Linked DNA regions of Homo sapiens: regions 2 and 3 are each linked to region 1. The links are chromatin contacts, found by Hi-C or POLR2A ChIA-PET in ENCODE. All regions are on one chromosome and are shown on one strand. Each heading gives the region's core, a stretch centred on a gene start or an enhancer-like site at or near the end of the contact. The rest is flanking DNA. Distances are from core to core; before and after follow the strand shown.

Region 1 (2,591 bases), core at 34-2,533:
TTGATAAAGCTTAGTACACAAGTGTGAATTTTTATAGCATTACAGCATGATACATGGAGAAGAAACGGACAAATTTAGATTACAATATATACTGACATAGATTCTCTGGATAATAAAATAATTTCCCAAAAGAAACTTTGAGAATCAAGAACAAAATAAATATTTATATACAGTATTCACAAATTCTTAAATATTCTTAGCAAGAATACCCTAGGCCAGTATTTTCCAAACTGTATTTATAATGCTGTTTTTATAGTTTATTATAATACATTGCATGAGAAATTAAAAGGTAGTCAATGAAGAATATGTTTGGTGCTCAAATAAGTTTGAGAAATGCTAGGTTGAATAAACAAAGTTTAACAGATTTCTCTCTGTGCATTTTACCTTTCCAAAAGTGAGGAATGGTTTGTAGCATTTCAAAACTTCTTTGACAAGGGAATACAGTTGGGAAAAAGTTGTTATGGACCAGAAATAAATGTAAATACACTTATGTTTAAAATGACTGCTCAGTTTTTGGTTGCTTAAGTGTCCTTGGTAATTAGTGATACTGAGATTAAATTATCTTGCTACTTTTGTATACTCGCTGTTAATTTAAAAATAATATATTAATATCTGTTAATAATTGTGAGATTTTTAACAGCCTGACCACATACATATGTGAGGATACTGACTATATGATATATAATTCTATTTTTATGTCCACAAATATTCTATATATTTATATAAATTATATATATTCTATTTATACATACATGCAAAATTATATGATTCTATTTATGATTAAATATATGATTCTGTTTATATAGATTATATATGTGTATACATGCATATATGAAGAGGGTATAATCCTATTGAGTTGTTTTCTGGGCCTCCTTTCTGTCCATGTTCAAATTTATCCTTCCTTTTCTGTGTGTTTATAAATCGTATAGAAATGGGAAGTAGAGGATTTTAGGGGAAGAAGCAATAAGTATTATTAATGGAAGCCTCATAAGTCATGCAGGTTATGTTACTTTCTTAATTGTGAGGTATTAAAAAAATCACTTTTTGCTCCTTGAAATTAAAGAAAACTGCAAAAAGCCATGATATTCAAGGTTGTTTCAGAAAGTAATAATAGACCTGTCAAGGAACATTAAGATCCTAAAATATTCTGTCATTAGATGTTGTCTGTATTTGGAAAGGGTTATGAAAGCTCTGGCTGGAGAAAAATGTTTTTGACTTGGCTCTTTGGAGACTTGCTGGTTGAAGTAGCTACGAAATTTAACAGCGACCCCTGGAGGCTAGCATCGGAACTGTCACCGGCATAATTTCGTTGTTTTTAACTTTTCAGTTAAAAAACTTTTAACTTTTCAGTTAAAAAAGAAAGCAAGCGTTCTTTGGCTGTCTCTGTGCCGGATGCAGAGGGCACAACTGCTCTGTGGCACAGCCCTCTGTGATCGGCCGCGTGAGGGTCCTGTCATCTTGTCTTTCCCTTGTTTCTTCCTTCAGGGCGCTAGGGACACCACCAAAATGGTTTTATCTGATGATTGTGTTGCTCCAGTCTCTTGTGTTGTGCACGAATCGTTTTGAACAGGATGAGAAAACTCTTCTTCTCAAATGAACGCTATTTCTCTAATGAGAATGCGATCAACATTTAAAATCTCTCCCGGGGAAGGAACTGAGAAGAAAACATTTTTTTTTCCCCCTTGGGAGTTTTGTGACTTATCTGCCGAGAATGTGAAGTGTGGGGGGTACTCAGACATTTTACTCCAAAAGCCATTTCAGAAGGGCTTATTTTGGAAAAACATTTTCTATCTGACAGTTTGTGCTGCTTCTATCTTTTCATTTCCAAGTACGAAATGAGGAATGGTTTACATAAGTGCCACCGCTGTTCACTCCACACAGAGCTTTTAATAAGAATGAATTGTTATTTTTGGAAACATTTTGGACTGTTTATCCAAATGGGATAAATATTAAATAGTTTTTCTTCAAACATAATATGTATGTATTAAAGACAAGCATCATATATCCCAAAAAGAATATGAAGGAAAGAAAAATCCACCAAGGTTGTAAACTGAAATGATTTTTATTATTGGTTAGGTTTTTTTGGGATTTGGATTTTTTTTTTTTTCTTAGAGACGGGGTCTTTCTCTGTTGCACAGGTTGGAGTGCAGTGGTATTTGCATAGCTCACTGCAGCCTCAAACTCCTTGGCTCGGGGATCCTCCCACCTTAGTCTCCTGAGTAGCTAAGACTACCACCAGTGTGCTTCACTATGCCTATTTTTAATTTTTTTTCTTTTTTGTGGAGATGAGAGCCTTGCTATGTTGCCCAGGCTCGTCTTGAATTTCTAGCATCAAGTATAGGTCTTTATAATGATAGCCTTCTTCTCTGAGTATCATAGGCATGATGCGTGGAGTCTTTGCATGTGGGACAGAGTCCTGGCTCTGTCACTTTCAGTCCAATGACCTTGAACAAGTTGTTTGCGCTCTCTGTTATCTGTAAAAGAGGAATAAAACTATCTGTCCAGGCCACATTTTAGAATTCACATTGTATTAAAATCATATGTACTCAGAATACGGTTAAGGACCAAACCACTGTGTGTTTGTATTGTTG
Region 2 (2,591 bases), core at 33-2,532, 54 kb after region 1:
CTGCCTAACCACAAAGAGGCTGGGAGGAGTAGTCTCATTCTAGGAATGAGAGTGGACCCTGATATTTGTGATCAATAGTAGTGCTTACCCAGTGGAAGATATACCATAAGATGAAGCCTCCTGCTGTGAGGTGGAGCAGCTGCGGGGGCATCTGCCTACAGTCTCCTTCCCACCAGGGACCATGCTGCTGGTTTGGCATCTCCAGCAGGGGATGTCCACCTTGCATGTATGACCAGCTACATCTCTCCCTGAGAGCTTCTGCCATGGAGCAGTGAGAAGCAGAGGGAAGCAGTTGGTGTCACTCTTTGTCTCCTGCACTCAGGAAAGTTTTTCTTATTTCTAAGATTCCTTAAAAGTTCTCGTTTTGCTTAGACCATTTGGATAGGTAAGTAGGATTCTGAAAAGCTGCTGCTGATTCCTCCGGCTCATTTAGGAGCCATCTGGAAGAGGCCTTAGGGCCAAGGCGGATGTGTTGTTTCCCCAGCCTCTGAGAGCCGTCCCTAGGGAGCAAATACACATACACTCAGGCTATAAATCACTTCTCTCGTTGGTGCTAAATTAACTTTTAAGCCTTCTAAACTCCTGAACCAGCTGATAGCAGGAACCTGGTAGCAGGATGCTGAGCCCTGTGCTCAGCATTGATTAAATATAAATTGCGTTTGTTGCAAGATTTAATGCATGCATGAATAGAGGCCACAGTGGTTCCTAAATGTTGGCCTGTGACTGGCTGAATCAGAATCACCCAGAATACCAGGTAAAAGATTTTCAGGCTCCATCTCAGACCCACTGAATTAGAATTGCCTGGACTGAGGCACAAGAATCTGTGCTTGAATTAAGCTCATCACTTACATGTACAGTGAGGTTTGCAATGGACTCACTGCAGATGTGGAAAGGGCACTGAAAGGTTGAGGCTCTGTTAGCTGGGTTTCAGTCTTCACTCTGATGCTGTGTGATCCTCAACAAGTCACTGAACCTTTCTGGTCTCAGTTTTGTCATATGCATCATGATGTGATTGAACCTATTTCATTAAATGAAATAGTACTCAGAGCCCCAATATATAAGCAGATAACATATATAAGCCCCAGTATATAAGCAGAAGGCAGTTCTGGTGGAAGGAATGGTCAAGTTAAACTTTTATTCTGAAAATGGTCCTTCAGGGCTGCCAAGAATCCTAGGAATTTCTGTAATGTAGTCTGAAACACTTCTGGCAGAGTGGTCATTAAGGTTCCTTTTAGTGTTGGAAGCCTTTGAGGCCATGGGGGTGGGGCATATCTCTCTGTCTCTGTTCCTGTCTCTCTCTCTCTGCCTGTGCCTTTCTCTTATTATCCCTTGTCTCTGTGTGTCTCTCTTTCTCTCTTCTTGTCTCCTTTTCTTTCTGCTTCTGTCTCTACCTCTTTCTGTATCTGTTTCTCTGTTTCTGTCTTCTTTTCTCTTTCTTTGCTTCTGTATCTCTCTCCTAGAAGAGATGAAAGCTCAGGACATACATTTCTTTCCAAGTTCTCAGGTGATACATGGCAGAGATTTGAGAGGAGAATATCTGAAACCCATTTGAAGGAGCAAAGTTGTTCTTGTCTGTAGATTTTTAAAAAAATTTTTAATGGAATTTGCAGGTCCAGGCCATGATTTTCTGAAGCTGAATTTATCAACTTACAGGTTTTCACATTTCTTAATAGATTTGACCAAAGTCCTGGTAGGTAAAGCAGGCATTTGCTTAATAAAAATGTATGATGTGGTGTAGGCTGTGTAAGCAGACTTTTGTTTTATTATTGCATTTAACCACTCCAACGCCCACTGAATTCCTGATTATTTCTGTTGTGGGGATGCCAGGTATTTATTATATTAGAAGGATATGAGATTAGGCACGACAGAACTCCTTTAGGAGTAAGAGGCTTAATTAGGTTCCAGAATTGTCCTGGTTTAGCACAAGACTGGATCCTACAAGATCTGAATTTAGCACATTTAACAGTTTAATTTTAAAAATAAAGTCACTATTTCCAACATCAACAATAATGACAACTACCATGTGACTTCTAGCTTTCTTAATATTTTCACTCCTAGATACTTTAGGACACAGTTCCTAAGAACAAGGACATTCTGACAGTATAACCACATATCATTCTAACACATAACTGTAATAAAATTTAGTGAGGTTAATTGACATTAAGATAATACTATTTTCAATTATTAGTCCAGATTCAAATTTTACCAACTGCTATTCATTTGTTCATAACAATACCAATATGAATTTTCACATTCATTTTTGAACTTGAATGTGCTAGCCCTATAGTTGTAGTAAGAAATAAGTGCCATGAGATAATTAATCTATATATTCATCCATCATTCCATATTATTAAATAATAATACTTAGGGATACAGGGAAGAAATTTCTAGGAGTGTAGATAAAACATTATTTACCCTGAAGATAGTCCAGAGGTATGCATGGAAGTTAGGCAGAAAATCACAAATAGAACATGTTATGATAGAGAAAACCACAGACTAATATAAAAAAAGGTCTGATCTCATTAATAGAAATGAGATCAGAAGGAGATGGTTTGTGGATGCTAAATTGGAGCCTGTCTTTGTAGTATACA
Region 3 (2,591 bases), core at 51-2,550, 57 kb before region 1:
CTTTTTCCTCAAATCCAGGCAGGGATGGGGAGCATTCTCAGCATTAGGGCATTTATGGACGCTACAAGAGGGAAAGGATGTATCTGAACGGTGGGGGTGATTTAGGCGATGAATCGCCACGTTAATAGCACTACTGCCAAATCTTCAAATTTAGAGGCTCTGGTGAAAAATTAAACCGGTGGCAATTTTCAACGTTTGTAGCATCTGTTACCCTACACTTCAGCACCCGGAGTCTGGACAGCTCCGCAGGCCGCGCTCCGGAGGCAGCATGAGCTCTCATCAATCTACTCATAGCCCTACTGTCAACGGCAGCCAGACTCAGGAGAGATTTACTGAAAATCCTCCAAGACTTCCCTTTAAAAACAAAACGACTTCCACATTTAATGGTCTATCTGAAAGAACATACGCAAGAAATTAGGAGATCTAAATTAAATTTATTAATAGGAGAGCTTGATGATGCTTAATTCCAGAGACCAGAGCTCTGATTGGTGAGGCTTGATGAAAAAGTAAAGAGAAATCGTAATTATATAGTTAAAAACATAACTTTTGTCATCCTCAAAATTCTAAAAATTCTTTACCTGTCCTTGAGAAACGGGTGAAATTGAAAACCATCAAAACAATTGGACTTCTTAAAAATTGGATTGTATGAGTGAAAGGTGTTTATGAGAAGTCGATGACTCCGGATCTTATCATCCAAGAGGACAGCACAGAATAGTTAATATGTTCCTTGAGGGACTAGGATGCTGACGTCTTTTTCTGATACCCGATCATTACGTGACTGAGAAAAAAAAAAAGGAAGTCATTTCATGAATAAAAATCGGAGCGCAACAGTGCAACAAAATATTCTGTACTTAAAGGCAACAGGCAGGCAGATGTTGACAAAGAGGGCTCTCCAAAAACCATGTTCGGATAGATTTTTGCGAACTGCACAGATAAATAGGAGCAGAAGGCCGGTCACCTCTGTAACCAGCGGTAGCAGCAGCAGAAGCCGCAGCTTCAGAGGCAGCCGGAGAGACCTCGGAGCAGAGAAGGCGCCGCCGACCCTCGCGGCTGCCTGGCCCGCGGCTCCTACAAAGGCGGGCTAGCCGCCCGCCCTCTCCCTTGCCTTCCTCCCCTTCTTTTCTGACTTTCCCTCTTTCCCTTAATCGCCTGCTTCTTCCTCCGGGTGGACTTACGGCCACCTTGCTCCTCCGCGCTTCACCTCATCGCCCCCTCTTTCTTTCTTCTGCCTCTCTCTCTGCGCCCCCTTCTCTCCGTGTCACGCTCCCTCCTGGTTCTGCGCGTCTACAAACTTTTGAGCAGAACACGAGCCTCGGCAAACGAGTCCCGCAGCTCCTCCTGCTGCTCCCGCTGGTTCCTGCGGCTTCTGCTCAGACACCAACGCCAGACGGCGATGCCTCTCGGGTGGTGACTCCAGCGCAGGAACTTGAAGAAGCGCTTTGCCCGCCGTCCTACCTGGCAGCTCTCCTGGCAGCGGGAGGAGTTGAAGGGTAAGGGAGGGAAAATCTTACCAAAGCGACCGGCTCACTCGACTGCTGATTCTTTCGCTTGGCATCGCGTCAGGGGAGTTAGCTTTCCTTCAGCCGGGTCTGGCTAGTTATTGGGCGCCGGGTAGATGCATATATATATATTTTTTTCTAACTATAGCAAGCAAGAAGTGGCAGGGCGCGCACCGGCTGTCGCCAAGTGCTGTTCAACTCAGGGAGCCGGGGCTTCGCTCCGTCCCTCCCCCGGCTTCCAGAGCTTTTTGGGGTTGGAGGGTGGGAGGCCAGGGGCGTTCTCACAGCTGTGTGTCCTCTTTCCCATCCTGCGCAGAATGACCATGTGTAGCGGAGCGAGGCTGGCCCTGCTGGTCTATGGGATAATCATGCACAGCAGCGTCTACAGCTCACCTGCCGCCGCCGGACTCCGGTTCCCCGGGATCAGGTAGGTGCTGGCTGCCTGGCCCAAGCAGGAGCTGGGGCTTCCCAGGCACAGACGCTTCCTCACGGTCTCCTTCCTGCAGTCCTTTGGGTCCAGACTACTAGCATCGCCCTCTGCGCCCCCGGTGCGCCTCCGCCAGCCTCGGCTGGACAGCGGGTCCCCATTCTAGCCGAGGGTCTGGCAGGCTCCGCGACTGCTCGGACGCCTCCCCCAGCCCTAGGCAGCTCAGGGTCCCGGGTAGAGCCAGTGAGCTTCTGGCCGCTGGAGAACCCCCCCTCCCCCAACCCGGCCCACAGGATGGGGGCAGGGCACGGCCCCTAGCTTGGTTTCTTTTACCTATTCTTGGGACGAGTTAGGAGAACTTCAGCTCTGGAGCCTGGCCGGGGGTTGAGCGTGAAGCTCCCTCGGACTTTGCTTTGTTACTGCTTGTTCTGGACTATCCGGGTGGGGTCTCTCTCTCTCCTCCACCCTTTCTTTTCATTTCATTCCAATTCTTTCCCCTGAAGAGCTTTCTTTCAAGTGATCCGTGTTCCAACTGCATTTTGAATCCCAGGCTGTCTTGGGGGGCGTGCGGTGGGGAGGGTGTTGGCCCGGTGTGATTGAGGAAAAGCGACTTAAGAGAGGGAAGAACAAGGACGAGACTGCGAAGGAGGGGGAAAAACAGGCGC

Evidence for each region. A loop is a pair of places that touch in the nucleus more often than their neighbours do. ChIA-PET counts read pairs that join two places held with the same protein, here RNA polymerase II (POLR2A). Pooled maps may share reads with other maps.
Region 2: a loop to region 1 is called in a map of heart right ventricle, with 2.2 times the contacts of the local background. The contact joins two enhancer-like sites. A Hi-C loop is called at or near these places in 1 of 168 maps with a recorded cell type or tissue (heart right ventricle) and 1 of 50 pooled maps. POLR2A ChIA-PET finds 5 or more read pairs at or near these places in 2 of 52 experiments (PC-9 and Panc1).
Region 3: a map of ascending aorta shows a loop between it and region 1 (2.6-fold over the local background). The contact joins the promoter of ADCYAP1 here to the enhancer-like site in region 1. A Hi-C loop is called at or near these places in 12 of 168 maps with a recorded cell type or tissue (Caco-2, Calu3, HepG2 and 9 more) and 13 of 50 pooled maps. POLR2A ChIA-PET finds 5 or more read pairs at or near these places in 1 of 52 experiments (activated T-cell).

What each region holds. Positions count from the first base shown.
Region 1 is chr18:960,482-963,072 of GRCh38, forward strand. The region is part of intron 1 of LOC107985165 (a long non-coding RNA gene); the gene reads left to right. Among named protein-coding and RNA genes, the nearest start is that of LINC01904, 34 kb to the left of the region's middle. Within about 2 kb of position 1,284, at least 3 of the 41 ENCODE cell types and tissues checked have a DNase peak (open chromatin) inside an H3K27ac peak, as active enhancers do; they include ascending aorta, where a contact is called at or near this core.
Region 2 is chr18:1,014,192-1,016,782 of GRCh38, forward strand. The region is part of intron 1 of LOC107985165 (a long non-coding RNA gene); the gene reads left to right. Among named protein-coding and RNA genes, the nearest start is that of LINC01904, 87 kb to the left of the region's middle. RefSeq lists an enhancer at 920-1,481. Within about 2 kb of position 1,283, at least 2 of the 41 ENCODE cell types and tissues checked have a DNase peak (open chromatin) inside an H3K27ac peak, as active enhancers do.
Region 3 is chr18:903,571-906,161 of GRCh38, forward strand. It overlaps ADCYAP1 (adenylate cyclase activating polypeptide 1), which reads left to right and starts at 1,301. Exons shown (of 5, transcript NM_001099733.2): 1 at 1,301-1,490; 2 at 1,816-1,926. The coding sequence starts at 1,817. It overlaps LOC124904340 (a long non-coding RNA gene), which reads right to left. Exons shown (of 2, transcript XR_007066435.1): 1 at 1,512-2,591; 2 at 1-778.